Regions from separate parts of the Homo sapiens genome. Here region 1 is linked to region 2. Evidence: chromatin loops called from intact Hi-C (ENCODE). Cell type or tissue: OCI-LY7. All regions are shown on one strand. Links, peaks and the distances in the headings refer to the core of each region. The heading gives the core; the rest is flanking DNA.

Evidence for each region. Peaks named below come from ENCODE experiments on the same cell type or tissue, not always from the same donor. Only the 100,000 strongest peaks of a DNase experiment are listed, where the experiment ranks them.
Region 1: it touches region 2 in a loop (9-fold over the local background); 2 of 110 quality-filtered maps call a loop at or near these places.

The regions. Positions count from the first base shown.
Region 1 is chr17:57,351,274-57,366,564 of GRCh38, reverse strand. The region is part of intron 5 of MSI2 (musashi RNA binding protein 2); the gene reads right to left. Among named protein-coding and RNA genes, the nearest start is that of MSI2, 100 kb to the right of the region's middle. RefSeq lists a silencer at 2,208-2,451 and an enhancer at 11,564-11,613. In OCI-LY7, for the core only: no CTCF peak of the experiment used is centred there; DNase peaks (open chromatin) are centred at 8,554, 8,964, 9,604, 9,964 and 2 weaker places; H3K4me3 peaks cover 4,159 bases; H3K27ac peaks cover 5,000 bases.
Region 2 is chr17:57,663,227-57,678,517 of GRCh38, reverse strand. MSI2 (musashi RNA binding protein 2) reads right to left here. Exons shown (of 14, transcript NM_138962.4): 12 at 3,392-3,546; 13 at 1,459-1,531. The coding sequence ends at 1,490. Among named protein-coding and RNA genes, the nearest start is that of MSI2-AS1, 62 kb to the right of the region's middle. RefSeq lists enhancers at 1,807-2,306, 13,479-14,085 and silencers at 2,575-2,644, 15,264-15,291. In OCI-LY7, for the core only: CTCF peaks have their summits at 6,216 and 6,420 (motif pointing right); DNase peaks (open chromatin) are centred at 5,997 and 6,437; H3K4me3 peaks cover 405 bases; H3K27ac peaks cover 779 bases.

The DNA of each region.
Region 1 (15,291 bases), core at 6,537-11,536, 310 kb after region 2:
GCTTTTGCAAAGGTTCTGTTGTAAACTTGGCCCTCTCCACCTCTACTATATGTGTAAAAATAAAAAGTTAGGGGTTGTCTCTCATTTCTTCTTTCCTTCACGGGGTGGAAATTTAAGAGCAGCATGTGGTCAGAGTTATGAATTACAGAATGTGTCTCCAAGTCTCCAAGTCATTCAAACGTGTGATCCCTTCAGGGGAGGGAAGAGGCGTGAGAAGGGCCCAGGCTGGGGGAGACAGATGCTGTCCAGCACAGAAACCCACCCCACCGGTGGTCTCGGACCTGGGGCCAGCAGATTTACCTTCAGTCCACCTCAACTTCCCCAACTGAAAAGTTGGGATAATAATAGCCAACGCTGGGCATGGTGGCTCATGCTTGTAATCCCAGCACTTTGGGAGGCCGAAACGGGTGGGGCTGCTTGAGCTCAGGAGCTCAAGACTAGCCTGGGCAACACGGCAAGACCCTGTCTCTACTAAGAATACAAGAAAATAGCCTGGCATGGTACACAACGGTGGTCCCAGCTATTCGGGAGGTTGAGGTGGGAGGCTCCCTTGATCCGGGGGAGGCAGAAGTTGCAGTGAGTCGATATCACACCCACTGCATCCAGCCTGGGTGACAGAGCGAGACTCTGTCTCAAAAAAAATAGTCAACATTGGGAAGATTCATTTACTGAGACTCTACTATGTGCCACAATCTGTAGAAGATACTGAGATACATCTAGGAATAAAGTAAGGGTTAGACAAGATGGGCTGTATAAGGTTCTGAACAGCACCAGGTATACTGTCCAGTAAGTGCACAATATGTGGAAGCTCATCTCCCAGGACAACATTCTCTGTTTGCTCATTGCCAGCCTTTCTCACACTATCTCCTCCCCCACATGGCCTTCTATTGGGTCTTCTGGTACACTGAGCCGTGAGCTCACTATCCCCTCTGCCAAGAAGGCTCCTCCCATCCCTCCTAATGCTAAGTCATTTCTCAGAGAAACCCTCCTAATGTCTCCCAGTAGACACTCCCAGGTCACCCTCTACCCTGCCTGCAGAACACCCATCCCAACTTGTACTGATACAGCTACTCATAGGATCCGTGCAGTATCTGTTCCCCACACTTTCCTGTGAGCTCCACGCAGGCAGGAATAGTGTCTTCCTTCACCACTGAACTTCCCCTTAGCATTTAGAAAAGCTAAGGTACCTAATGCATATTTGTTGGTAGAACAAACGAATGGATGAAATAACCATTTAAAGTAGGTAGCCCAGATGTGCTCAACTGCCTCTCCTCCAGCTTTAGAAACATCATGTTTCACAGAACTAGTCCCAAAGCAAGGTATATAAAAAACCATTGTGCCTCAGTTTTCTCATCTGCAAAATGAAGTTCTGGTAAACACCCAAGATCTTCAGGTTTCCTTTCAAATGAAATCTCAACACAGGATACATTTCTCTGCACATGACTGGATGTTTGGAGATCGCAAATATTTTCTTACGAAATAAAAGTAAGTTAGCTGGGTATCTACTATTAACAGACAGGAAGCAAGTTCTGAAAAACAGAGGTTTTTGTTCAGTGTGGTTTTTATTTTTTTAAAGAACAAATAAATTGAGACTTTTGTTTTGGGCAAAAATCCTGTGCCATGGAGGAAGAAAGTCAGCAATGCTAAAAAGGAAAAAGAAAAAAAAAATGAATAAATAAATAACCCAGCCATCTCTGAGCAACACATCCGGGTTAGCAGAGCAGAAAAGGACACACAGGCCCGAAGAAATCCTATTGTTTCTGTTTTTAGGACAAGACTCAATCCCAAAAGGGAGCTTGGGATCACAGGAAAAGGAGCTGGAGGTCTTTCCCACTAAACATTCAGGACCCAACCCTAGGCTTCCCGAATGTCATCTGGGGGAGCTGGGTTGCTTTCTTCTTGCAGCGATGTCCAAGCTGGAGAGGGGAAAGGGGGCATCCTGGAGGTGATGGTTATTGTATGGGTGGAAAACGGGCTTAAACACAAGCCCATTAGAGAAGCAGAACCTTAATTTATCAATTAGACACCATCTGTGGATTGTGTTCCTTGAAATAATTGTTGAATTTGACAATGCATTGCAGCTTTACAAAGTTTCTGCCATCCTTGATGCCGTTTAATTAAATTTCTGCACTTAACTTTGATTGCACTGAAAGCACTGATGCCTTCCACAGATTGAGTTCCTCGGCCACCTGCTGTGTTGGAGCCAAGCGCATTTCCAGAGCAGGGAGAAAAATATGTATTTTATTTTATTCAAAGCCTTGTCTTTTCTCAGCCTTCACCTATAGGGAATGAAAACTCCTGCTGCACAGGAGGGACTGTGTCTCCAAACCCAGCCAGCCGAGCCTTCTGGCCCCTCACCACCTACATGAGGTCTTGCTGTTCTTTTATTGTGTCTCACAGAGAGGGCTAACAAAACAGAATCCCAGACGGTTACCAAACTCAGAGGAGTGGCTTAAAATAGAACACAATAATTATCACATAAAGCAACCAAGAACATAGGTTTCAGGTGGGAGCTGCTTCTAGACCTGAAATCCCCACCTAGAAGGAAAATGCAGGTCAGCACGGGGATGGAGCCCCTTACCTGGGAAGTGGCCTGGGACCTAAGGACCACGTTAGCTGGCTAATATTGACAGACCAGCCTGGGCAGTGCTATATTTTCAAAGGACATCTAGAGGGCAGTTCTCACCTGTCTGGCTTAAGAGAGACATTAACCCCACCCACATAAGGCTTCCCATCAGCCTTCATTTATTATGTTTTGTTGTTGTTGTTGTTTGTTGTTGTTGTTGTTGTTTGTTGTTGTTGTTGTTGCTGCTGCTGTTGTTGTTTCAGACAGAATCTCACTCTGTTGCCCAGGCTGGAGTGCAGTGGTGCCAATTCGGCTCACTACAACCCCTGCCTCCCAGGCTCAAGCAATTCTCATCCCTCAGCCTCCTGAGTAGCTGGGATTACAGGCGTGCGCCACCACACCCAGCTAATTTCTTTACTTTTTAGTAGAGACAGGGTTTCTCCGTGTTGGCCATGCTGGTCTCGAACTCCTGACCTCAAGTGATCTGCCCACTTCAGCCTCCCAAAGGGCTGGGATTATAGACGTGAGCTACCATGCCCAGCCTATTATGTTTTTACAGTGGTAAAATATCCATAACATAAAATCGCCACTCTTTCTGTCACAGAGCTCTTTTTGTCACAGAGCTCCCCACCCCCTTGTGACCTAATAAATAAAGTTGCTGAGTGATGTCATAAGGGGTGGGGAGCTCTATGGATTTGACTGCTCTAGGAACCTCATATAGGAGGAGCCATAATCTCCTTTTGTAACAGGCTGATTTCACTTAGCACGTCTTCAAGGTCCATCCACATTGTAGCATCTATCGGAATTGCCTTCCTTTTCAAGGCTGAATACTATTTAATCATATGTCTATCACATTTTGTTTATCCATTCGTGTATCAATGGACATTTGGGTTGTTTCCACCTTTTGGCTATTGTGAATAATGCTGCAATGTATGTGGGTATACACATGTCTGTTCAAGTCCCTGCCTCCAAATCTCTCATGTATATAACCAGAAGTAGAACTGCTGACCACACAATAAATCTATGTTTAATTTTTTGAGAAACTACCACAGTGCTTTGTACAGTGGCTACACCATTTTATATTTCCATCAGCAACACGTAAGGGTTCCAACAGCCTTCATTTTTAAATGGAAACTTTATAATCATAATTCATGCACTTGGGTTGAACATCGCATCTCCTGACTCTTTTTTCATACAAATATTCTATGAGTAGCATTATACAAAGACAAGCACTTTAGTATGAATTTTTTTTTCAAGTAGAAAATATCAGAGGGGTGGCATGTAAAGAGGGAAAAGAATGGGGGGAAGGCACAGCTCACAGACATAAAGAATAAATCTGGCACTTTTTTCCCCCCTAGAACCACATGGCTCCTCCAACTCAAAGCCTTAAGTTCAAAAAATTTATGGACTAAAACTTCAGAACTGTAAAATAAAATTGTTAGAAAATGCTGTTGCAACAGTTGACGGATCATTACAACAGCCACTTAGCAAGCCATAAACTCACTGGGCAAACAGAATTGGGTCAGATATTAATTTCCACAATGGGAGGGTAACCAGAGACAAGTTACTTCGCCATCTCTCCCTTTTCTGATCATCTGGTGAGCTTCCATTGCAGGAATGCCACAGGATCTTCCGTTTAGGAAATGAAGGCTGCAGTTCCCTCAAATATAAACAAAGACAAGATTTCCCATATCCAACACTATTACCGAACAAAATGGAAGTGCAAATAGAAATATACGTTTAATTTAAATGTCTGAGCCCAGCTCTGTTTCTACAAACTGCAATTTGGTTCCACATTCATTCCCTGGCCATTGAAAGCCAACCTCATTTTGTTTACAAAGATACTGCCCACCACTGGGTTCCGTGCAGTTCCACGAGCCATTCACATATTCTCAGTTCCAGAAGGAAAAGTCAAGACCACAGGCCAACAAGGTAGACCCCTTTCCTAATAGCCAATTATCCCAATCCCAGAGATAAATTCTGGCTTTTCCAGGAGACCTCAGTTTTATGTATTTTCTAGATTTTGACCAAAATAATTTGTAGAAATATGTAAGAAAATGGAATTCCATTTTTCTATCTTTGTAAGCCTGACCATACACATATATAAAATGATCCAGGACAGGGCCTTAGGGCATGTGTTCCAATTTTGGGCTCAGAACGTACAGTCAAACCTTGAACAACACAAGTGTAAACCATGTGGGTCCACTTATATGTGGATTTTCTTCCACCTCTGCACCCCTGAGACAGCAAAACCATCCCTCTTCTTCCTTCTCATCAGCCCACTCAATGTGAAGATAACAAGTCTGAAGTCCTTTATGATGATCCACTTCCACTTAAAGAATAGTAAATATATTTTCTCTTCCTTATGATTTTCCTTTTTTTTTTTTTTTTTGAGACAAGGTCTTGCTCTGTCACCCAGGCTTGAGTGCAGTGGCATGATCTTGCCTCAATGTAACCTCTGCATCCTGGGTTCAAGTCATCCTCCCACCTCAGTATCCTGAGTAGCTGGGACTACAGGCATGAGCCACCATGCCCAGGCTAATTTTTTTTTTTTTATTTTTTGTAAAGACAGGGTTTCACCATGTTATCCAGGCTGTCTCGAACTTCTGAGCTCAGTCCATCTGCCCGCCTTGGCCTTCCAAAGTACTGGGTTTACAAGCATGAGCTACTGCACTCAGCCATGATTTTCTTAACATTTTCTTTTGTCTAGCTTACTTTATTGTAAAAATGCAGTATATAATACATATATAAAGCATGTGTAATCAACTGTTGATGTTATCAGTAGGCTCTAGTTGATGATAGGTTAAGTAGTTACATTTTGGGGTACTCAAAAGTTATACGCAGATTTTCAACTGTGCAGGGGGGCCGTAACCCTTGAGTTGTTCAAGTGTCAACAACATATTAACTGTGCACAACATACCCCCCACTCAGTTCAGCTAGGATCCCTTCAGAAAGGAAGCAGATGGGAGATACTCCTGACCTCCCCATATTCCGAGTTAATATTCCACTTGTTACAATCCATAGCAAATTTTATGGACAAGTTATAACCGTCAGAATTAAGCAGCTCACACAGAAATCTGCATCTTCACCTTAACCATGTGGCATCTACGCATCCCATAATTAGCCTCTGCTGAATGAATATTAAGTTGTACGCAGGTACAAAGGGTCAATTATATCACCAAATGAAGAAAAGAGAAGACACTTGTCTTGGCCTCTGGTTCTGTCTTAAATTAACTTTTAATATTGAACAAAATGTTATATTCGCTCTTCCCATATTCTAAAAATTTCTCTTCTGTGGAAGCAATAAGATATTTTTAAAATTTAATAGAACTAAGAAACTGTAGAAGAATCACTCCATGGGCATAAAGCCTAGTTCTAACATTTTCTCTTCATGGGTTCACACAAAACACTCAGAAACACTGCCCACCTCAGTGCTACCAGATTAAATGAGTTGAGATGCTATGGCCCTCACGGGCCAGGAGAGCATCTGGGGACAAGAGACAAGTCAGCTGTGCAGCTAAAAGTGGAACCTGGAGCCCTTGGACAGCCCCAACAAAGCCAAAACCCTACTCAGCAAGGGAGAGCCCCTAAACCAAGGGCTGACTAGCCTCTCCTAGAGATCAGAGGCTCGGAGAAGTTAGGAAAAGGCAAAACTGTTCAAGAGAAAAAGTTTCACCTATTATACCCCTGGGCCTCAAGCCCTTTCTGATGTGAGGCAGGGTAGAAAATCCACCAATAAACAAATTAAACACACAAGCACGAGCATGTGGCAGCAGCCCAGCTCCTTCCTTAAGTCCTAAAACTGCAGTCTAAGGAAGACCCAGGCTTGCTCCAAGTAGCTGCAGACATCTGGCTTCTGAAGCCCCCATCATAATAAAACATGGGTGCAACCCCCAGTGCCTCCTCGCCTGCTCTGGGCAGCCACTCCCTCACCACACGTGAAGGCACGGAGCTTTCTGGAAAACAGGGTCTACAGCACTTCTCTGGTGCCAAACCCTGGGACACCTGAGGATTTCCTAAGAGATAAGATGGAGGGCCAGGCTCCCTGAGTTGCCTGTGAAGAGTTTCCCAGAATACCCCACATCACAAATAAAGGTGCTGAGTGGCATCACGAGGGGTGGGGAGCTCAGCATAGTGGGTGACAGGCTAAGGCAGCAAATAGGAGAACACTCATAAAGAAATTTTAAACTATATTCATTGCAAAAGAAAGCAGAGTAAGCCAACCATAAAGGAAATGGTAGTGGGGTCACCAAGGGCTCGACAGGGCTTCAGCCAGGGCCTCAACAATTGGGATTTCCGAAAGGGAAGCAGCAATGCCTGCTGTAGCTGCCAGGATCCTATAGTTTGGGGTGTCATCACTTGACCTCAGCCACTGGATGGCAGATGCAATTCCCCTACCCATGACTGGGTACAAACTTTGCCATCAAGTGCTATTAATCTCACTACCAGCTTTTATTGAGGACTCACTCAGACAACCTTGGCAGGGAGGCAGTACTGGGACATCCATTTTATAGTTGAAGAAACTAAGACTCAGACAGGTAAGTCCGCCCCCCAGAATTACAGAATTACAGAAGTTGGTAACTGGACTTGGAGCCTTTGTCTTTCTGACTTTAAGACCCATGCTCTTAACTATCAATCACCCTATTCTATCTCCCTTGTAGCTGAATTCAATAATATTAAAGCTGAATTCAATAAAATTAAATTTTAAAAATAAATAAAGATTAAAATGCCCATATTGAGTTGGAACAAAGATATGCCACCATGAGACCCAGACAGCTTGATGGGCTGGCTCTCAGCAGAGATGTGCCCCACTCCCCAAACCCAAGCAGTGGGACCTAGGGGATTTGGGGAATCGGAGAGAGTGCATAAGATGCAGGGTCATTCCTCCGGGAGTGGCGGGAGAAAGGAAGGGGCCCCTGCCACTGGGATGGCAGGACCACCTGTTCACCTGCTCTGCTGAACAGTTCCCATTCTCCCACCCAAGTTCTGGCCAGCAATGGCATCAAGAGACTTTTGTGGGTGAACAGAGTTGCCCTCTATAAAACCAATCGCAAAGTATAAGGAACAGCCCTCTATAAAACCAATCTCAAAGTATGAGGAACACTCCTCAAAAGATGATACGTTGCTAGGGCTGGGCCCTAGCAACATATCATCTTCGATTTCACCTACAATCTTCTTGACCATATTTACATTTTAACATGTACAACACTTTAGGTACAGACACTTCTATAAAACTGTTAGAAGTGCAATGAAAATCAGCACTTCTTTTATTTGTCCTAAAATTATTTTCCTCAAACCTTGTACTTATGGTTTTCATGGAATTTGTGTGACCTTCCCTCTTTTAACCTCACTGGGCCATTTCATTTGCACAATGAAAGCTTTGATCTAACAAACCTCCAAGGCCCCCTCCAAACGCTAATGACTAGGATCTCACATCCCATATTCACCTTTCTAATACATCACTTTCATACTCAACCTTCTCCAATCTCACTTTTCCAAAAGATCCTTGTACTAGTGATGACTTTCTAGGATGACCATTAGTCCATAAGATGCCTTTGCATGAATCAGAAAAAGATGCTTCCTTCCTTCAAATGGACGCAGCCTGGCCTCAGAGCCTTGAGTCATTCAAGGTGTTACCTGGCAAGCCCTTAACCTTAAATATCATTGCAATCTTCAGAAGAGCCAGCTTCAGCCCATGAATGCAACCACCCAGGAGAAAAAATGCCTGAAGGAGTCATTCTGGTTTTACAGGTACAAATGCTGTCCATAAACACACACACACACACACACACACCCCCCCACACACACAGAAAAACCCACGAAGATCTTTCTCTTCTTCCCTCTGCCCTCAACTTTTCACTGATGCTTTTCTTTAAGGGCAAATAGTTGCCAAGGTCTATAACTGCAAGCTTTGCAACTCCCCGTGGGAGCCAAGCCTGCCAAGTGTGGTGCCTCAAATAGCAGCCCCCAAAGCTGTGGGGTTCACTGAGTATCATTCAAGACAGAAGCAGGAAAGCATGTGTGTGACCACAAGACCTCAGAAAGGAGATGGGGCTGTACAGAGATCCTGGCTGGATGATCAAGTCACTAAGGTCAAAGGTAAGGGCAAAGACTCAGTCAAGAGAAACAACAGAGCACCTTCAGCTCATCAAAAAAAAAGATTAATGTATTAATCGGAACACTAAGCATTTCTCCCTTGAGTATTTTCTCTTCCTATTTACTGATCAAATCTTTGTGAATGAAAGCACAATCCTCTTACTGGATCAAGAACGACACATACACAAAAGCCCCTCAACTGAAAAATCAAGTCGGGCAGGTCATGATTTCACCTTTATGTGAACAGGATGCAACCACAAAGGCCTGGATAGGGAGCTGGTGGCGCAGCTCCCACCAGCGTCATCGTTAATAAGTAAGCAGCAGCGGCCTATGCAAAGCTCTCCTCGCCCTGGCAAGCACACTGACCAGGTCTGAGCAGGCACGACCCAGCGGTGCCAAGAAAGCACAAGGTCTGGGGCAGAGCAGGAGGGAGGGGAGGTGTCTGTGTGCTGCCGAATGAAGCTCAAGTGGCTGGATCCAGCTCCGAAGGCCAGAAGCTCTAAGCAGCCCCTTCTACACCACACCACCCACTTCCTAATGTTGTTTTTCCCACCGGCGGTGGACTCTGACTCTGGGTGGCCTTGGGGGTCCTGGAGCTTAAGACCATGCAGAAGCTGTCACTCGGGAGACCAGAAGTTCAGAAGTAGGAGCTGCAGCCGCCTGGGTCTGTGGTTCTTGGCTGCCCCGAGAGGCAGTTCCTCTGCTTGGGGAGAAAGCAGGGTCTTTGTGGCAGTGAACAAGGCTGTCCTCAAGGAGAAACGGGGCCAGAGCTGCTTTGTTTTCTCAGGAAGGCCTGAATCATTAAGGAGAGAGCAAGCTCTCGAGCACACAAGATGAGAACAAATCAGCCCCGAGAAGCGGGGAAGGGTCTACTGAATGGGCCCTGGGCAGCTGGCCTGGGAGGTGCAATGTTGGAGCGTCTCAACCGGTCCAAAATAACCACACCAATTTGCACACGAATAAGCAAACACAAAACCCCAAAGCGAGGACATTCAAAACCGAAAGCAGCTGCTAATCACCTGTTTAATTTTTTTTTTCTTAAATTAGCTGCAACGAAGAATTTTCAAACTCTCAAATACAATACACGGCTTAACATTTTCATACACCTGTAAAACCAGTAAGTTAAATCCCATTACAAAAGACTCCAACTTATAAAGGAGCAGTTCAAATACAGTTCTTATCAAATATAAACAATGGAAAATGATTTAGGCATAAAACATCAGTCACTGGAAATTAACATTTGAAAAAAATTTTTTTACATAAAAACCATCTGTGTATTGAGATGGTGCACTCTGCTAAACCACAGGCCTAATTAGGAAACTAGGAACCAAGGCATTACAGAGCAATGCATTAAGTTTTGTGTGTTTTCGTCTTTGGGGGAGGGGGGATCTTGCTGAAATCTTATCAATACTGTGTTGTTCTTTCTTCTCTGTACATCTAAAATGATGTCTATGTCGGATTGCTAAGAGTGCTTTTGGCTGACAGACAAAACACAACTTGTCTTAGTCTGGGGTGGTTCTCCCTGCTGACGTCCCCACCCAAGGATAATCTGCTTAAGAGTCCAACCAGGGCATCAAAGTTATCAAGAAGATAAAAATGAAGAAACATGCCCGCCAAAAAAGAAGTTATGCAAAGAGGGGAGATCTGGTATGTGTGGGTAGTAAGGTCCAGAATTAAACCTTTCTTTCCCCGTCACTCTCTTTCCTAAGCAAAAGATTAAAAAAGACTGGCCAGGCACGGTGGCTCAAGCCTGTAATCCCAGCACTTTGGGAGGCTGAGGCGGGCAGATCACCTGAGGTCAGGAGTTCGGGACCAGCCTGGCCAACGTGGCGAAAACCCAACTCTACTAAAAACAGAAAAAATTAGCTGGGCGTGGGGGTGGGTGCCTGTAATCCCAGTTACTTGGGAGGCTGGGGCAGGGAGAATTGCTTGAACCCGGGAGGCAGAGGTTGCAGGGAGCTGAGATTGTGCCATCGCACTCTAGCCTGGGAAACATAGCCCATGTCCTAGCCTGGGAAACATAGCCTATGTCATCTAAATGCCACTTTACATCTTCCAAAGTATTTGATGGATATCTTAGTTGATGCACCCAGCTCAGAAACTAAGTCTCAGAAAGGTTAAATGGCACATCCAGGGTCACAGAGCAAGTTATTAAAAGGTGAGCCAGAGTCTGGAACCCGCCAGGCCCTGCCTGCCCCCATGGCCTCTCAAAATAGCATTGCCAGAACAAGGGAGGGGGTTTGGCCCAACCCTCAGAGCAAAAGAATCATGTGGTCATGATCAGTGGTAACCACGAAAATCAGCATGTGATTATAATTCAGGAGTCTGTGTTTTGAGGGTAAAGACACCAGTTCCACTTGAGTTTTGGCACGCATCCCTAACAGAAAGGTCTGAGGCAGAAAAGGAAGAGAAAAATAAGGGAGACCAAAGAGGACAGACCAAAGCTGGACATACACTGTTGTGTCTGTTCAGCACCCCTGTCTTCAGGGAACCTACCCAGTTCCAAGGGACTATCCATCACAGACTGGTCCAAGGGCTGGACCTGTGACCTAAGCAAGGCCAATCAGGGAACTTTCCTGACAGTGATATGCAGATGCTGAAAGAAAGCAGTACTATTTCCATGGGAGCTGCCAAGCTCCTATGTGCATCCAGAATCCTGACGGCCACTTCACCAACTCATGGAAAACATTTACGTGCAAAAGGAGTGAATGAGGCCAACCCACAGAGAAAAGGAGAGAGGAGAGATGAGGGACAGAGAGAGCCATGGTGACATCACCGGAGCCCTGGGACCAGCTGTGACAAAACCAGGAAAACTCCTGGACTTTACAGTTATGTGGGCCAAGGTATTCTCCTTTCTGGTTGGGTTCCTTTGAGTTGGGTTATTTGAAACCAGAAGGATCCTGACTTATGACACAGAAGACAATCTTAAAAATATGCTGGTCACAGACTCCACATTTTTCAGACTATCTTTATTTTCAACACTCAGTTTTGTGGCCCCATAAAACCACTTCCACTCTTGCCTTCTAGAGTCTACTCTGCCCAGCAGCTAGAGAGATCTTCTCCAACAGTTAATCATACTGCATCATTCTCTGGCTGCTCGAATCCTTCCAACAACATCCCATCGCATGCTCCTTTGTATTAATACAAGCTCCCAGGCTCCTTGTATCTGGCCCCTGCCTCTCTCCTCAAACTCCTCTCCCACCCCCTTCCTCATCACACCCTCTCTGCTCTCACCTGCACTTCCTGGAGGTTCACACTTATCAAGCTTTCTCCTATCTCAAGATGTTGCCTCTGCTGCTGCCTCACCTAAAGTTCTGGCGACCATTCCCTCCCTTAGTTCAGATCTCTATCCAAATATCACCTCCCAGAGAGACATCCTTTAAACACCCCTCCCCCACCTGGAATCAAATTTTATATTCACTTATCATCTCTCTTAGAATGTAAGCTCTCCCAGGGCATTGACCTTGACCATCCTGCTCACTTCTGTATTTCTATTGCCTGGCCTCTCTACCACTATTTATTAAATACACAAAATTCCAGTGTTGTGGCATTCAAACACCTTCCCAGCCATTCAAAGAGCAACATGGGGTCCTGGGCCATACCACGTCCTTACACTTTCCACACCAAAACTAACATCACCAGAGCTATGCTACTGACTAGGGGTTGGCAAACTATAGCATGCAGTCCACATCAGGTCTGCCATCTGTTTTTCTCTTACCTGAGAACTAAGAATGGTTTTTACTGACAAACATCTATAACTGACTTGATAATAGAAAACAGTAACTTTGTACTCCAATTCAGCAAAATGTTATGCCCCCTGAAACAAAATCCATTCTTCTCATTAGCAAATGTGTATTTTAAAAAACTGTACTCAATAATTGTCATTATATTTTGAATTTCATCAGTAAAAATTCTCCGTAAATGTTTTCTCTCTTGTTATGTTAAATACCTACACAAAATCCTCAATATTGCATCCTGATCCCTGAAAGCCTAAAATATTTACTATCTGGACCCTTTACACACATAAAAAAAAAGAGTTTGCTGATCCCCATGACAGACTTACTGCTCATGGATGGGGGAAAAGGAGACTTAATAGGTCAGTCCAACCCCTGCACCATCCAGGACCAAAATTAATGAGGAAACAAGAGAACCAGGTCTTCGAATACTCTTAATGTTCTGAGACCCAAGGAAAAAATTATAATCAGACTAAATCTTCAATCTACTGGTACTGGAAGCTCTTAAATTCAAGGACCCTCCAGAGGAAATAGATACTTTGACTCAGCAAATGCTCCTACAAGAGAAATGGCATCACTGGTACCACCTACATCTCCACCAACTACTCCCTAAATAACAAAGGAAATAAGAGTCTACGATTTCCCTTAGAATATCTTAGGTAAATGTCTTAGGAGCTCCTCCACTATCTGTTCCTAACTGAACCATGTATCAGTGCACCAAGTCCATCTTTAGCCTTGTGTCCTCCTGGGCACACAAGTCCTTAGTACAACCCCAAGAAAACCCAAGGAATCACATCGAATCAATCAAGCCTCCATCCAATGTGGAAGTCACAGCCATGCCTGCTTTACACCTACCCACAGTTGGTCCAAGGAAGACTTAAACAGGAGCAGTGGGTACAAGTGAAAACCCACTCCCATTTGGTCAGTACAACTCCGATAATGGTCTGGGGAAACACAGGAGGCCAGGCTATACTTGAGTTGCCAGAAAACTAAAGGAATGAAAAGTGTCCTTCTCTGGAGGAGAGCGCATTTTCGGGAGCTATCTGGGGAAAGATGGGCCAATGAACTGTTGATATTCAAATCATCATTAAATGACTCAACTTTCCAGAAATAAAAGGCGTCACAGTGGGAAATTCTCCATCTTGACTTTTTTAAAGCTGCAGAGCAGAGAACCGATTAATTTTTAAACATTTCTTTAAAATTACAAGAGTCACCCTCACCCAGTCCAGTCATTACTAATTTCCTACTCTCCACACCCTGATCCTTAACACCGCCCTGTGAAATTGCTCAGTGCCCAGCAGGGCTGAAGCAGCAGAGGAGGAGGCTAGGAGGAGCCCTTCTCCTTCTGGCCAAGGCAAACTGGTAGCCAGAGGGATTCCATCCAAGTTAAATCCACATGGACCAAGAAGAGACCAAGAAGCTTGAACATAAGAAACTGGCTCCTTCAAGACCACAAACCCTGTCTAGGTACAGCCTTTTAAGGTGACAATTATTCAGGGATTGGCTGATATTTATTCCTCTGACCCTACCCTTTATCTTTCTTCCAGGGTCCCTCAACACCTCCTCCTAAAATCACAGACCTTTGTGAGCATGGAAGAGCAAGAAGAAACACAGAGCTGCTCAGTGTGTGAGTCCGAACAAACCTGTTCCCATTTAGGAATCAGGGTTCCACCCTCCTTCACCTGGGAGCTCCTCTTCATCTGCTTCCCTTCTCTTTTCCGCCAAGGTCTTAGAGTCCTATTTCCTCCCCTACTTCCTTTATAAAATAAAAGGAACAAACATCGAGTCCTCTATTCAGACATCTAAGTTCCAGAAATCAAAAGAATAAATAGGAAGGGCGGCCACAGATTTCTCTACTTGGGAAAAATACCAAAATGGTCCTAGGTCCCAAAACAGAGATGGTAGCCCAAGACTTTACACACTGGTGAACCTCAGAGTAGACCACTAAAGAAGAAACCATCCAGGTTCATGACTTAACATCCAGATTCATTTACGTGACATATACTTGTTGAGTGCCTACTTGGTGCAGACACTGTGCTGGAAGTCAACAGCAAACCAAAGAGATAGGAAAGGCCGACTTTCCTGCGACTTATATCCAGTACCTCCAGTACCTTATGAATATGAAAGGGAACCAAAGAATGAGAAGCTGACCTGCCTCACACCTTCCTCTCAGTGTTTCTTCACACAATGTATGTTCTCATTCATTCATTGTCTCACTCATCTATCCATTCATTCATTCCATCAAGTATACACTGAACACAAACTTTGTGTGTGTGTGGTTTTTTGGGGCTGTTTGTTTTTGTTTTGTGTGTGTGTGACACAGTCTCACTCTGTTGTCAAGGCTGGAGTGCAGTGGCACGATCTCGGCTCATTGCAAACTTGCCTCCTGGGTTCAAACGCTTCTCCTTCCTCAGCCTCCCAACTAGCTGGGATTACAGGCATGCGCCACCACACCCAGCTAATTTTTATATTTTTAGTAGAGATGAGGTTTCGCCATGTTGGCCAGGCTGGTTTCAAACTCCTGACCTCAGATGATCCACTCACCTAGGCCTCCCAAAGTGCTGGGATTACAGGCATGAGCCGTTGCACCTGGCCATACACACAAACTTTGAATCAGGCATTGAGCTAAGTAGGTGGGGGCTCCAGAATTTATATAAAACAGGGGCTTAGGAGCAGCACCCTTCTAAGTGGGAACAGGCAGGGGGCTGAGGATTTGTTTCAAAGCTATACAAGCACTCAGTTTTGGCTTAGATGGTGTATTTATTTGTGGTGGCTAGGAGGTGTTGATGAGGACTGGGGAGGGCAACTAAGCCCTAGTCCCAGCACCCCACTATGATGGGCCCTGGGAATACTGGAATGACATGGCTAGTGCCCTTACTGAGCCTACACTCCCAC
Region 2 (15,291 bases), core at 4,245-9,244:
ACCCCCTCTTCATCTGACTCCACAAAGGGCTGGAGCCATCTTCAGTCTCCAGAGTTCTTGGTGATACCAGTTGTCCCTGTTCTCAGAGAAACCTTACTTCCTCTGGGTCCCCAAACCCAGCTTAATTAGTAGCAAGTAGCTTTCCTTCAAACTGTTAGTGGCCTCTGGCTCTGGCCAGCAATGGCTGGGTCAGTGCTCAAGGGGAAGTGGAGGCGAGGGGTGGGAGAATTCACACACATGGTTTATTTGGTTAAGAGAGGCAGTTGCGTTAGTTGAGGTGATCCCTTAGCAGCAACATTAGAGAAATCCAAGAGATTTATGGAGCTCAACTCAACCCAGTTCTCCACCTGGTCCGACTCAGGAGCCAGGAGCAATCCCTCTCTACGAGAGAGGCATCCAATGAAGTGCAAGCCCAAAGTGGCCAGTTCATCTCCAGCCTTGCTTCTCCTACATCCCAACTCCAAGATTGAAAGGCTTTGGTGCCTCTGTGGGATTTTCCGAGTGGAATCCATTCCCTGGCCTCAGCTGTCACCCTCTCTTTTCCAGAGACAGATCCATGTTCCAACCTCACAAACTTAACGTGCTAACACAGTACACATCTAGCGCTTTCACAAGGACAACCCCTCTCCCTTGCTGGTGTTCTTCCCAAGAAGGACAGATACTCATTTCCAAAGGAGTGTGTGGCAAGGGGCTTCCTCACTGCCCCAACCTCCCTCTCCTCTCTTCCGTCCTCCCCCATATCCCCATCAAAGTGATTGAAAAAATGTTTAATTAACTTGAGCTCAGTTTAAAAGGTTAGGAAACTGGCAGGGATCCAAATCCATGTTACACAGGTGATGTCGTTAATTTAATTTGCTTTTCGTGCAGTAATCTGGATAATTACTCAGTAGTTACTGGCAAAAACGTTTTCTTTTCACTAAAAGATGGAGTCTGGCTGTTTGACTGCATGAACCCCATTGGCTGAGCCCCAGCAAGGCCTGGGGAGCTGAAGGGGCCCAGCAACCCACAGGGCCAGCTCAAAGGACCTCCAGGAGTGGGTGGCCCTGGCCCCCATCCCTGCTTCCAGGCCTAGCAGAAGCCCAATGCTTCCCTGCCTCTATCCCCCTGGGACGGGCACAGCACGAGATCTCCTTCCAGTTTCCCACACTCTTGATTGTATTTCAAGACAGAGAAAGATGAAGGGTGGGGAAGATACAGAAAAAGAATCCAAAGAACCAAATCAAGAAAAAAAGAGAGAGAGTCAAAAAGGTGGGGGTCATGATTAAAAGCTGGAGGAAGAGATGAGAGATTAAACGACTGGATTTGCTTTTGCCCCCACCCTCCTGAAAAGGGGTCCAGAAAGAGGAGAGAGAGATGTGGATGTGATGAGACAGGGGCACGCACGTGCATGTATGACCTGTGGACATACATGTACGGACACACCGGCAGGGCAGAGACACATGGCAGAGACGGTAATACCTCAGAGTGAGATGGCAACGAAAGCACCTGCTCAATGGTATCCATTTGTAAAGGCCGTTGCAATCAAAGGTCCCTAAAATTGCACAATTGTTAAGGTCATCAGTGTGCTATACATGGGAACAGATTGTCATATTCTGGGAAAGGAAATTATCTCTAGGACTAGTTCTGTGGTTGCCAGCATGAATATGTAATTCTGAGACACCGTGCCATGAGGGGCCAGGATGACATCCTCCTCAGCTCCAAATCCCTAGTCCCCACTCCCTCCGCCCCTACCAAGCCTATCTGCTTACCCCGGGGGAAACCAAAAGCCAGATTCAGAGGCGTGGGTGGATGGTGGGAAACGGGGGTTTGTGCCCCCAGTGATGGGCATGTTGCCCTGAACCCCAGAGTGCAAAGATAAGTCTCTGTCCGCAGTCCCAACGGCTCTAGCTGGGGAGAAGAAATCCCAGTGCAGACAAACTGGGATGCTTTCTGGTTATTTCAGAAAAACATCACAGCCCACAGGTCAAAAGACCCCGGTTTTCAAGAACAAATTGGGTCTGTGTTTCTGGATGCTGAATATGGAAATAAGTTGTGTTATAAGTGGTGATAGACGGTCCCCTAAATTGAGCAGCTCTCAGGTGAATAATATTATTCTGGATTTGGTACCACAGTTGATCCGAAGGGATTAGATTCATCAGACTACTGACTTAAGTGATACTGGCTTGGGAGCGGAGCTGAACAAGGACCCATCCTGCACAAGTAGGGCTGGCAGGCGTGTGTGCGCCTGTGTGTGCGTGTGTGCGTGCGTGTGCGTGCATGTCTGTGTGCGTGTGTGCATGCATGCGTGCGTGTGAGTGTGTGTATGAGGGAGGAGCTCCCAATGCCAGGGGGCATGAATGAGGCCACCTTGGTGCCCTAGACTGTCTGCACATGTTTTGTTCTCCGCAGCGTGGCCCCCAAGTCAGGGCTTGCCAGCTGTCACTCAGAAGCGGAGTCTGACAGGAACGTGGCCTGGGACTGCAGACGCACCCATCTTAGCTCAAAACCAAACTGCCTCCAAAATGCTGAGGCTGGCTAGGGCAAAGGTTGGCCAATTTTCTGTTTCCAAAATGGAAGGGACAGCGAGCAAGTGGGCTCAGGCACATTCATGCTCACACACACCGGGAGGGAGAAGAACAACACAATCTGAAAACAGCATGCAAATCTGTTAAGCAAATTTCCATTGCCTGGATTAGTCAGATTATAGAACCACAGAGCATTACAAATATCAAATGCATCTGGCCTTCAAGGGGTGGAGGCTGCAGCTAAGGAACGCAAATGGGAACTTACTTGGAACCTGGAAACTGTAAGAAACATTAGCAAAGGAAACTGCCTGGGAGAGGGCTTGGATCCCCACACCACCTCCCGGGCTCCAGCGCTGCCACTGGACCTTAGATCAGGGGCTCTATTGACTAAGGCTGCTACTCTGGTGGGGAGCTGGGACATTTCCCAGCTCTCAGGTCCCAGCCCACATGACAGTGTCCAGAAAGCGGGGATCAAGGAAGGTGGCCACTACTGAGGCCCTATTACGTGCCAGCGTGGGACACTGTTTCGAATAATCCTCCCACAATCTTTTGAGGAAAGCATAGAGATTCTGGTTTTGCAGCCAGGGAAATGAGATTCAGACGGGTTATCGAAGTGGCTCAAGGATGCACTGTGTGAAGGTGATGGAGTGGTGATCTGAACCGGACCTGCCCATGCTCCTTCTGCTCCATCACACAGCCACACGAGAGGCACCCAGGACACCTCTAAGACGACGGAGGCTTCAGCCCTCAGGAGCTGGTGTGATGTTGATGGGGACCCTCTGTCCTCTCCTCTGCCCCCGATGTTGGGCTTTCCTGGCACACCCACAGGCCACAAGGAGCTGGTCAGGAAGGAGGAGGCAGGAGGGCAGGGGAAGGCAGGTACTTACAGCTATGCCGTGGCCGAAGCCCGAGCCCGGCTGTGGGCTGGCCGCACTTATGTAATTCCCCACTCCGGAGTCCTGGCTGGCAGGGCCGTAGAGATCGGCGACAGGTCCTGGGCTGTTGGCCCCCGGGAAGCCTCCGGGCCGCGCCGGGTTGGAGCCTGCCGGGGAAGCGGGCGCGCCAAAATTCGGTTGAGCACTGTAGCTATTCAGGACTGGTGTGCAGAGAATAGAGCTGGGTATGAGGCCAGAAGCCAGGCATGCACCGGTCATTACAAGCCAAACACTTGAGAAAAACAGCTGAGGCCCAACTTCTAACACTCAACCAAGGCCATGCGAAAACATCAGCAGGGACTCAAGAATACTCAGCCCAGGCTACTACTAAGAAGCTTGGAGCTCCAAAAATATAGAGAATAAAAAAACAATCATTCAACACACTACGGCAACCAACCGGAGGTGCTTCACTGCCCACCAAATTATCACAATAGAAATAGAGATATATATGGAAGAGAGAGAGAGAGAGAGAGAGTTTTTTTTTCACATCTGAATTGATGCTCATGCAGTCTTCTAGATCTGGGCACGTTGAGACAGCATTCACATCCCATGCAAACTACAAAGGAACTAGTTTTAGACTACACATTGTGTTAATATTGATATTAAAACGTGACAGGAAACAAAGCAATTTGTGTCCAGGAAAAAAAAAATCTTTGCAGAGGGGATTTTTGATCTTTTTTTGTGTGTGTGTTTCACTTTTTCTTTTTGGTTTTTGGATCCATTAAATGACAAATTTGTTTTGTTTTTTTTTTTAAAAAAGACAAAAAAGATCTCCATTCTCCATCCCACCCCCACCACCCGCCCCTCCCCACTGGCTACTCCCTCCCTTCCCGCCCTTCCCATTCATAACACTGAATGAAAGTCATCAATACTGAACGTGGTCGGAGGATGGGATATGTTATGGAGAGTTTGGGCATCTTGACATAACAGTAATGATGGCGGCAGAGAGTTTCCTTTTGGGGTGGAGAGAAGGGGATGGAGGGAGGGATGGGGGGGAATGGTAAACCTGGAGGCTGGGGCCAGAGCTGGGGTGGAAGCCAATGGTTCTACAGGACACCCACACACTCACCTCCTGCAGGAGAAGGAAAGGGGGGATTTAAACTTTTTTTCCTTTTGTTTAAAAAAAAAAAAGACAAAGAAGTATGAATGCAGAACATACCGACTGAACCAATTCATAGCTAAACCATAGCTGACCAAAACACCTGCTTTCTCTTGGTTATCCTGCAATGTCAACTCCAGAGTGAGAACAGCAGGCTCAGGATGTACCTTTGCTACAGAGAGAGTGGACTTGACACGCACAAATCCAGAGAGTGGTGGGGTTGCAGATCGGGGGGCAGCGGAAGGTGACACTGCCTCGGCCCCCCCAATCCCATCATTCTGACCCTAATGAGGGCCGCAGCCTGTCAACCAGTTAACCAGGTTAATTTTGTCTCACCTTTATTTCTCCTTAGTAGTTTAAACTTTATTTTCTTTTCCAAAATGGAAAACAATATTTTTTTAATTGTTAAAGGAAGTTCTTACTGATTTTTAAGCCTCAAGGTGAGTCTGGGCTGGCTACCTTTGGGCTACGGCTAACCCGTCTTAAAGAACCAGACATTCTGAGAGTCACACTTTCACATCTTTGGCTCCAGAGGGCTGCTCCTTGCAACAATCACTTCTCCCTTCTGCCTCCCTTGGCTTCTCCCCCTCTGCCCTATGACCAGTTGCCTTCAATGGCAGAGGCAAAGAACATCGATGCAGGTGGGGTCACTCCTGGCTTTGGCCCCTCCCTTTCCCAGGGGCCTGTGATTTGAGGCCCTCAGTTCTGGTGGGCCTGGAAGAGCCAGAAGTGGATTGATTTTCACCCACTTGTCACAGGGATGGGAAGAGATTGATGAGGCACCCAAGGCACACTAGCAGGAGACTGAGACAGAGACACAAAGATACACGGGAGACCAAATCAAGCTGGGCCTGGCTCCTGACTCAGCAGAGAAAACAGAACTGAAGCCTCCAGATGCCCTTGGGGCGGGAAGCCCGAAGGTGAGCCCCTCTGAAGCTGTAGCTGAGAAATGAATAAACTGGCCAATGGAAAGAGCAGGTTAAAGAGAAAAGAAAAAAATAAATTATAGAGGCTTAGAGCAAGTGAACGGCTGATCTGGGAATGCGCTGGCAGAAAAAAGGGATGGAGATTTTTGAATATAGAAGATTCAACTTGCAGATAACACTTGGCCCTCTCACTCATGGAGGCAAATATGAAGCCGAGATATTCAAAAGGCGGTATTATCTTAGTCTAACACACTTTTTTTCTTCTGAGCTCAGGAAAACAGAAGAAGCTTGGACAGTGGACTCCTGGTTTTGTCCAGGCAGCTGAAACCCCTCCCTATACAAATAAACTAATTAGCCCGTTCCATTTTAGGCTAATAGGATGGGGTGGGCATGAGGAGGCGCAGTGGTAGACGGAAAGTTTTTTGGCTTCTTTCTTGTCTGGCCGGATGTGAACCCAGGAAGGTGTTGGGCAGGCCCACCTAACTAATGGGTGGGGAGAGGCAGGTTTAGGTTTCCGTTTCTTCCAGCAGGAGAGCCACCTAGAGACTAATCTAGCCAGCAGAAGCAGCCTCGGAGACAGGATGTAGCATGCCCACAGAAGGGTGCTGTTCAGAAATACCCCCTTCTGCAGGCTTAGATAGAAGACAAAAGGGCTGTTGGTATTATGCCCATCCTTGGCAACCGCTCCCATTCCTGTGTGTGGGGAGGCCTGTGGTTTCTGAGTCGGCCTGAAGGGAATTTCACAATAAGCAGCTCATCTTAGGTCTATATTACCCCTCCTTGCTCAGTCCTCCTCCATCAAATGACACTAAAATCACCGTGGAGAAGACACTGTATTAGAATGCAGCTTTCAAATCCCAAGTCCCGTTTTATTACGCACTTGCTCATCACGGTGCCGGAGCCTCAGCTCAAAGTCACCTTGCAGATGTCCCCCAGCCAGGGGTGAAAGACAGGGCTGCTGGGTCCCCACTAGAGGGCGCAGCCAGCAGGCAATAAGCACCCAGTTCTGGCTGGTCCCGCCTCTAGCTAGGCTTCTGGGCAGTGGAACCCGCACCCCTGAGGGCTGGGCGCATGGAAGAGAGGAGCCTCTATTTTCCACAGTCGACACTTCTCTCTGTCTGTCTCTGTGAGCAGAAGAACCAGGCTCCAGAAAGCATGTTAAAGTCCCCGAACGAGCCATCTGGAAACCCATGCATCTTTGAGAAGACTCATAAAAAGCAACGGCTCTGGCTGCTTAGGAGAGAATGGGGACTGCCACTCGGCACATAAACTTGTCAGTAGCTGTTCCTGCTGTCTGACAGTGGGAAGGCATTAGGGACAAAGCAATTTTCTTCTTTTGCAAACTCAGCGTAACTCCACAAACTGAACACTGGCTGGCTACGCAGGAAAGGGGGTCATTTGAGAACCCGTCTCCCTCTAAGAGGAGAGGTGGGGAGTGGGGTTGGGGGGTGGGGGAAGGCATGAAGCCAAATCTCTCACCTGAGGGTGCTTTCTGTGGAAGTCATTCTCCAGTCAATTCTCAGTGATCCTTCTAAGCGAACGGTGCCTTTCCCCAGGCACGGAGACTTATTTTGGGGGGCCAGAATTGGTCCCATATACCAGGATCAGCTTGGGAAGAGAGGATGGGACATGGCTCTTAGTGGGCAAGGGCACCTTGTCTACTGCTCAGCTAGGGTGTGCGTGTGAGGGGGCGGGGACAGGGAGCACACTTTGTTGAATAAATAAACAGTGCTGAGGTTTATAAATTGGATATTATGACTCCTGTCCCAGAAGAGGACAACGTCTTGCAAACGTCTTGGCATTTTTGCAGCAGGAGCTATGAGCATTAAGTGGCTTGGGACAAGCCCTGCTCTAGGATGGCAGTTTGGGGGCTCATTGCGGTGATCAGGTTCATTTCATCAGCAGCATCCATGGCAGGTTCCTCTTTGCCCCTCATCCTCACTCTCCAATATCCTCTGGGCTTTCCCAGTCAAGGTGGCACCCACAGAGAGGCAGCAATGATGTAAGGAAAGGGAGTACTGGACTCAGAGGCAGAAGACCTGACTGTGACCCCAGCTCTGCTCTTACAGTCAGGTGCCTTGGGCTAAGAAGCCACTCACAAGCCCAAGTCCTCATCTGTAGCAAGTGAGTGATGCTTTCCTTATTCAATCTGACTCATGGGACTGCTTCAAGAATGAAAAAGAGACAGAGCTCTGTAACTTGTCAAGTTTAAAACAAATACACCCTATTTCTGAAATAGTTATGTATGCAGAGGCCAATAAGGCAGGTACCACATGCAGATTTAGGAAAATCTGACATAGGAAAATGCAATTCACTTGCCATATGAATCAGGAGGTGATTGACAAAAAACCCAATTTATCCATTTGGTGCATTTAATCATCTTGGGCCTGAAGAAAGGACTCCTGGGAATGGGGACCAGAAAAGCAAGGACACCGATCTCACCGAGGACGGCAAGAGGAGATGCACTTGAATGAAAGTTGGTGGTATTTCACATTGGATAAAAGGAGAAACTTCCTGCCCATCAATAAAATACTCTGATGGCTGACCTAGGAAAGCCCAAGAATCTTATCCTGGAGATCTTAACAGAGACAGATGCTGCAGGCTTAGACTCTCACCTGTAAGGGTTGGACCCAAAGCTACTGGGCACCTTTCCCTTAGGGTTCTAAAGCAAGACGGGAGAGATGCCTGCTGTCTGGCCAGCATGTGGCTCTGCCCAACTGCAGTGACAAGGGGCTGGGCTGAGAGTGGAATTAGGCATGGAGGGTAGGGAAGTGGTGGTAGTCAGAACAGCCTCACTGTGGGTCTAGAAAAGGTATGGAAGTCTAGTCCAATAATTTCTGTGTTGTCCCTAAGTGATGTCACTGGACCTGAGGCAAAAAGCTAGAGCCAGGTCAATGAGGGGGGCACCTCTGGCTCTAAGGCCTGAAAATTGAATTATTACCGATTCAGAGAAAGCAAATGTTTACAAAATCTTTTCCAGATGAGCTCAGTTCACATACTTGGAACAAGCCAGGGGCCCACCAAGTTCCAGCCCTAGACCCAGCTCCTGGTGTGGTGGGTCTCACATTTCCGCAAAGGCCAGGGCCAGCCCTCAAGACAATTTCAGTCATCTGCTTTGTGAATTATCTGCTGCTGCCAGGTTTCATTTCAGGCAGAAGACCGCAGTGGCCCCTGGTACATTTCCGGGAGAGAGACTCTTCCCTGCCCAGCCTGTGCGTGTGGCTCGGGGAGGCAAATGCAATGGAGGGCCCACCTTTGCCAAGTCCAATTCAGAAGGGATTTGGGCTGACTGGTGTCACGGCCTCCATTCCCAACCCCTAGTCCCGAAAGGACGGAGGACTGAGAGCAGGAGAGGTCATAGCCTGTGTGATAATCTATGAGGGCAGAGGCTGTGTTAATCCATCACACTGAATTTTAGGAGTTTTTGTTTCAGAGAAATTTAAAGAAACTAAATAAAGTTATCACACTCTCCAACACACACCTCTACCTTCATCTTGTCTATATCATGCTTATATCTGCCTTGATTTAAAACTCCATAGTCGTAGGACTCTGTCTCCCCTATTAGCAAGAAACTCCTCCAGGCAGTTGGGGAACTCTCAGGGCTCTCAGGGAACTCTATGTTCCTAGTCAGAGGGCATATTCTCCAAAGAGTAAGAGCAACTTTCTGCCATTCCTCAGTGGACACTGGGTCCACAATGCCAGTTGGCTGTCAACAGTGAGGGCCTGCATCAGTCCCTCTGAACAGCCAGCCACTCTTTACTGGAGGGCTCTGAATTTCAGCAACTGGGCAGCCAAAGGCCTTCCTGGGGAACAGAATTGGGGACCCCATTCTGCAGTTTCCTTCATGTGTCCTCTGAAAGCAGTGCCCACTGTAAATAATTGCAGATGGTCAAATGGGAAAGGTCAGCATGAAAAGACAAAATCTATTTCTGATAATGGAAGGAGAATACTCGGTTATGAATTGGCATGTCTTGAGCAGAGCAAGGTAGGATTATACTTCAGGAGTCTGCCCGGCCAGCTATGTCCCAGCAATCCTTGGCTCAAGCTTTCCTTCTAGAGCTTAGCCTGGAGGTAGGAGAGACTGGTAGAGAAGATCGGCAATGATGTCCAACCTGGGAAAATTGTATGACATGCTAAGTTAAAATCAAATCAGTTCAGGGACCCAGATGCAGGGACAATCAATTTTATACACAATGTAGTTTTTAAAGCTCTGCTGAAATTCAGGCTATTTCAGAAGGGAAGGGGGAAAATACTTTAAAACTGGGGGAGGATTAAGAGAGCAATGTGATGGGATTTCTTTTTCACTGTCTGCATATACAAACAGATATATTACTGAGAGGTACAAACGCAGCCTGGTGTCAACATCATGCTAGTCTTGATGTATCTGGAGTCCCCTGGCTCCTCTTACACACTGCACGGGACACATGGTGAGTTGTCTGTGCATGCACTGGGCTGACAGGGCAGCCAGCATCACACAGACATTCCAAATGTCAGTGACAATGGCGCCAGTCTTATGATAAGTTGTAGTTTCTGCTTGTTCTCAAAACTTAACCTGATTCAGACCACTGAGGTTGGTGCTGATAATGTCTACTGGTTAATGTTGGCCTGTCTCAAGTAGGGAACTGATGGACATTAGCACTTAACACTTGTGAATTATTTTGTAGAAAGATCTTGGCTTCTGGTCAAGTCACACTCCCCCAAAACCCTCAGGAGATAATATCACTATTAGCCAGTTCTAAAACTCTCATATAACATGTCAGTGGTAAAGCTGGGGAAGCACACTACCATTCGGATTGGTGTAAGGAAAAAGTTCCAAACACCCAGAACCGACCTGAGAAAGGCTTTGTGGCTAGGACCATGCATTTGCTGTTGAGATATAATCTCAACAGTGCAGTGGTGTAATCTCGACTCACTGCAACCTCTGCCTCCTGGGTTCAAGTGGTTTTCCTGCCTCAGCCTTCTGAGTACCTGGGATTACAGGTGTGCGGCATCAAATCTGGCTAATTTTTGTATTTTTAGTAGAGACAGGGTTTCACCATGTTGGCCAGGTTGGTCTCGAACTCCTGACCTCAGGTGATCCACCCGCCTCAGCCTCCCAAAGTGCTGGGATTACAGGCCTGAGCCACTGTGCCTGGCCCTCCTGGTGTGTTTTTATTATCAGCCCTGATCTGAGTCTGTAAGTGTATCTCAAGCCCCAAGGCCAGGCTGGGTGGGTTCTGGACTGGCGGGTTGGGAAGGTGGGTGAGGGAGGATGGTGGTTAGCAGTTGACTGCTGTCTGCTCATGGTGTAAATTCTGGGGATGGAGCAGCCTTGAATGGGCTGTGGCCTTGTGGCCAGAGAAACCAGGCTTTTGTCATGAGGCCAAGGAAAGAACTTTCTGGAGCCGAGGTCAGTTCTCATTTCTCTCAACCCCCAAGGGCCCTGAGGGACTGGGCTTGTTTGCAGGTTTCCAGGAGGCAAGTGCGGAGGGCCCCGGGAAGGGAAAGGCCATGAGGCAGTCACTGGGGCCCTGTGCGGTGACTGGATATCACTCCTGCCTGGCATTGGCACGGGGCTTGTCCTGCTTGTGTGAACTATCTGCCAGGCTTCACCAGACCAGGCTTCGAGTCTCAAACGCAGGATGGTGTTCCTGATCCCTCTCCACCGTGAACGGATGCTTCAACAACACCTTACCCTGAGTCTCTAAAGCGCTTCAGAAGAGGAGGGAAAACCAACCCGGGAGACAAATGTTTATGGTTTGGCTGAAGCAGGCGGTGTTTTAACACTAACATCCTGCTGCCTCTTCCTTAAATTAATTGGCTTCAGACTCCAGGCCCACACAGGTTAGAATTTGCAAGGAATAACAGACAAGGAGGCTCCCCGGAACCTGCAGCACCCATGCCATGCTGCATTGAACCACCCAGCAGCTGGGCACGCAGCCCTGGGGAGGCGAGATGCCACCATCACCACTCAGCAGAGAAAAGGCAGAGAGGTGGCCCCTGTTGGGTGATACCAGAGCCTTTGCTTCCTCATCCAGCCCTCCCAGGTCTGAGACTCCACAGGAAATAGACAGGGAGCTTGCTGCCCGGAGACAACTCCCTACTGTCTCTTACAGTTTGGTGGCTCCAAGTTTCTCCTAGTTCAGTCCTGAAAATGTCCCTTGCTTTGCTTTGATCCATTGACTGCCTCTGTCTTTGAAGCACACTCGTCTCTTTTTTTCAAAAAAGAAGTCAGTTTGGCTTTTCCCCACATGTCGCCAGCCACCCTCTCATGTTGCTGCTCTGTGGTGTGCTCAGGCACCAATTCCCAACCTGAAAGCTACCTCCCTGCCTGCTACCTGCCAGGAGGCTCAGATCCTTGCTTGTGTCTTATAAGTGATTGCACTCACTGCAGGCCCAGTTTCTGCATGACAGACTGCTGCTAAAAGAAAACACTGTGAAATCCAAGGCTGGGACCACAGACTTACGAGGCAGCCTAATGTAGTCTTCTCAATCATGATGAAAAGCTATGTAAGAATTAGATATCACTCTGCCCCTGTTAGGCCTGATACTGGTAGGGACAAAACAGGGCCTGGAGGTGAAAACCAATGAGGCAAGAAGCACAAAGTTCTAGAAGCTGTAGCTTCTGCAGGTGTGAGGCTGGAAAGGGAACTCATACTTATGAGCCCCTACTGTGTTGCCAGGCATGTTGGTAGGTGTTTCACACGATCTTTTTTCATGCTCCGAACATCTTGTAAGAGCAGCTGTGTAACCCCTGTTACAGATAAGAAGACCAAGGGTTTGAACAGCTAGGAAATGTGTCCAATGCCACACAGTGTCTCAGACAGGACCAAATCTGGCTCTAACTTGAAGGCACATGCTTTTTAAATCATGCTGCTCAGTTGTCCCTTCTGGAATCACACTTTGACAAGGTTTCCTCTGTTTACTTGGATCTTTCTTTGCCCCAGAGAAACTGCAAATTCAAGGACACAGAATAGATTCTCCAGCCTTGGAGTAGAAGCTCCTAAGGGCTTGGACCCTGTTGCCTTTCCAAATTGGGAGCTCCCTGGCAGTGGAAACATCTCTTCCATCACGGTGGGGGTTCCCTGAGGTCAGGATCTGACTGCCCCAAGAGATACAGGACTGCCTCTCTCCTGAGGACTAGGCCACCCTCCACTACGCCACAGCCCAAAGAATAAGCAGACTTGCAGTACTGGTGGGGTCAGCGTGGAAGCAGAGAGGGCACTGCCAGAGGGAAAGTAAGCCCTGGTTAACCCTGGGCCCTCGCTAGAACTCCCCTCCCCCACCCCAGGAAAGTGCCTGGACCCAGGGGGCCACCCAGAGAGCTGATCTCAGTCCTAAAAGACCACTCCATTCTGCTGAGAGCCAAGTCCTTTTGGGAGCTGGCACACCCTAGGGCTGAACGGTATTTACTGCCCAATCATATCTAATAGAAAACTCACTGCTGGGGCTCTAGCAGGCAGGGGGCAGGGTGGGGTGGGGAAGTTATCCCAGGGGCAGCCCCTTGAGGACCCACACAAAAGACTTTCCACTTGAGTAGCTCCTTTTTAATAATTATAAAAGCACAGGAGTTTAATCCATTTTTGATGTAAGCACTAATAGTTCTGTGTCCTTGAAGTTCAAAGCAGGCGCATACATGTCACTAATTAGCCAAGCACAGAGCCATTCAGCTCCCTCTCATGTTTCTAATTAGGTCTTTAATAACAAACAAACTCCGACCTTACCAAAAGGCTCCCATTGGTCAGTCAAGGAGGGCGGCTGCTTCTCTGTTTACAGTTGCTGCAGGCTGCTAGTTCTACTGGTACATGCCCTTAATCTCAGCCAGGACTGGCCTGTCCTCGAGAGAGACAGGAGGGTCCCTCTATGAGGACAAAAACCCCTTGGTCCACCCTGGAGGGTGGCCTTCCTGACCCTGCTGGGAAGACTAATGGAGGCTGGAGAGCCGTGGGCTCCACAGCAGCAGGCTAGAGATCCCAGCCCCACCTCCCCACCTCCCAGTTAGAGGAGGCTGGGGTACCAGTGACAGCCACAAAGATGTTATGGAGCTTTACATCCAGCAAGAACATGATGATACTTGAGCCCCGTGTTACACACTGGGCCTGCCTGAGGCTCACCCTGCTAGATTCTGGTTTGATGGGTCTGTGATGCAGCCTGGCCACTGCACAGTTTAAAAACTCCCCAGGTGATCCTAACAGGATCAAAGTTCCTATTAGGAACAGCAGCAAAGTTCAAGAGCCACTGAACTGGCCACAATCTCTGGGTTGATTTGCTCATTGACAGCAGCTATTAACAGGTCCACTATTATTCATGAATACCATCCACACAGAATCAAACCCTAAGAGATTTAATCAACCACACCCAAGGATGGAAGTCTGAGGACAGATGTGTAAAATGATACACAGTTCTGGAACCGCTTCTGTCCCTCCCATTGCCTTCATGCATTAAACAATTCATGGCTGTTTTCAAATTCCCACGAAGTTTCCTATCACCTGGAACCTCTTGGCTTTCTCTCCACTCACTTCTCTCAGATCTTTTTTCTTTTTTTTTCCCCTTTTTTGAGAGGGAGTCTTGCTATGTCACCCAGGCTGGAGTGCAGTGGCGCACTCTCAGCTCACTGCAACCTGGGCCTCCCGGGTTCAAGTAATTCTCCTGCCTCAGTCTCCCCAGTAGCTGAGACTACAGGCACACACCGCCACACCTGGCTGATTTTTGTATTTTTAGTAGAGATGGGGTTTCACCATGTTGGCCAGGCTGGTCTCAAACTCCTGGCCTCAAGTGATCAGCCGCCTCGGCCTCCCAAAGTGCTGGGATTACAGGCGTGAGTCACCGTGCCCGGCCTGTTCTCTCAGATCTTAAGGCACTGTCACTGTCCCTGTTCCTATCTCCAAGGAAAAGGGATTTCCAGCTTTGGAAACAGCAGCAAAACAGAGCTGTAGAGCTGAAATGGCTCCCAAGGACCCTTTAGTCTGAATTCCTCGTTTAGTAGAGGTGGAAGCAGGCCTGGAACCAAGTCTTCTGATTCCCTACTCTGCCTTCTATGCTCTTATGCTGCCTCTATTTTTTTTTTTAAGCTGTTAATCATCCTCACTGGAGTAATCAACAAGGCAACCTCTCCCCCTAGGAGGGAGAAGGAATAGAAAGCAAGCCTCTCAGCTGCTTTAACTTCGAAGGCCAGGGCATGGGGAGCCACGGGGACAACCCTGAACACAGTGTAAACCTCCAGCAGATCATTTCCAAGCCTGAACGGAATGTGCCCTTTAAGCCAGATGGGAGGGGAGTCACTGGAGTCTTGGGGGCTACCTCCATTGAAGACTTAACGACTATTTTACACACCTGGAGCTGATCAATCAAAAGCCAGAAAACACAGAAGGACACAGCAAAACTGGACTAGGGGTTTCCTCTGACACCGGTCCATAGTGTCTGCTTTGCTGCTGTGTGTCTGTCTTTTCTCTGAAGGATGGTGACGCTGCCGCCACCTTTCCACCTGAGTCAGTGACGGACCCGGACTCCAGGACATCCTGGATCCTATGTCTGTCACACTGAGCCTCTCCTCTTCTCCCCAAGGTCAGAAGCCCACCCTCTCCAGGATATAGTCAGAAATAACTTCCCGAAAGAGGGGCGAGCGGGGCTGGGGTGCCTTTCCCGGCTACACAAGCCTCTGCCACAGGCACGCAGGCATCAAATGTTTACCACAGACCTGGGCAGACCATTTTATTAATATTAATAAGTAACCAGGAACAAAGGGCCCCTTTATTTTTAGCTTTCTCTAATTGTGTAGTAATTACTCATCTACAAAACAAATGAGGCCCTGCTCGCGGTTGCCATGGTACCGGGTGCCCAGCCTCCCT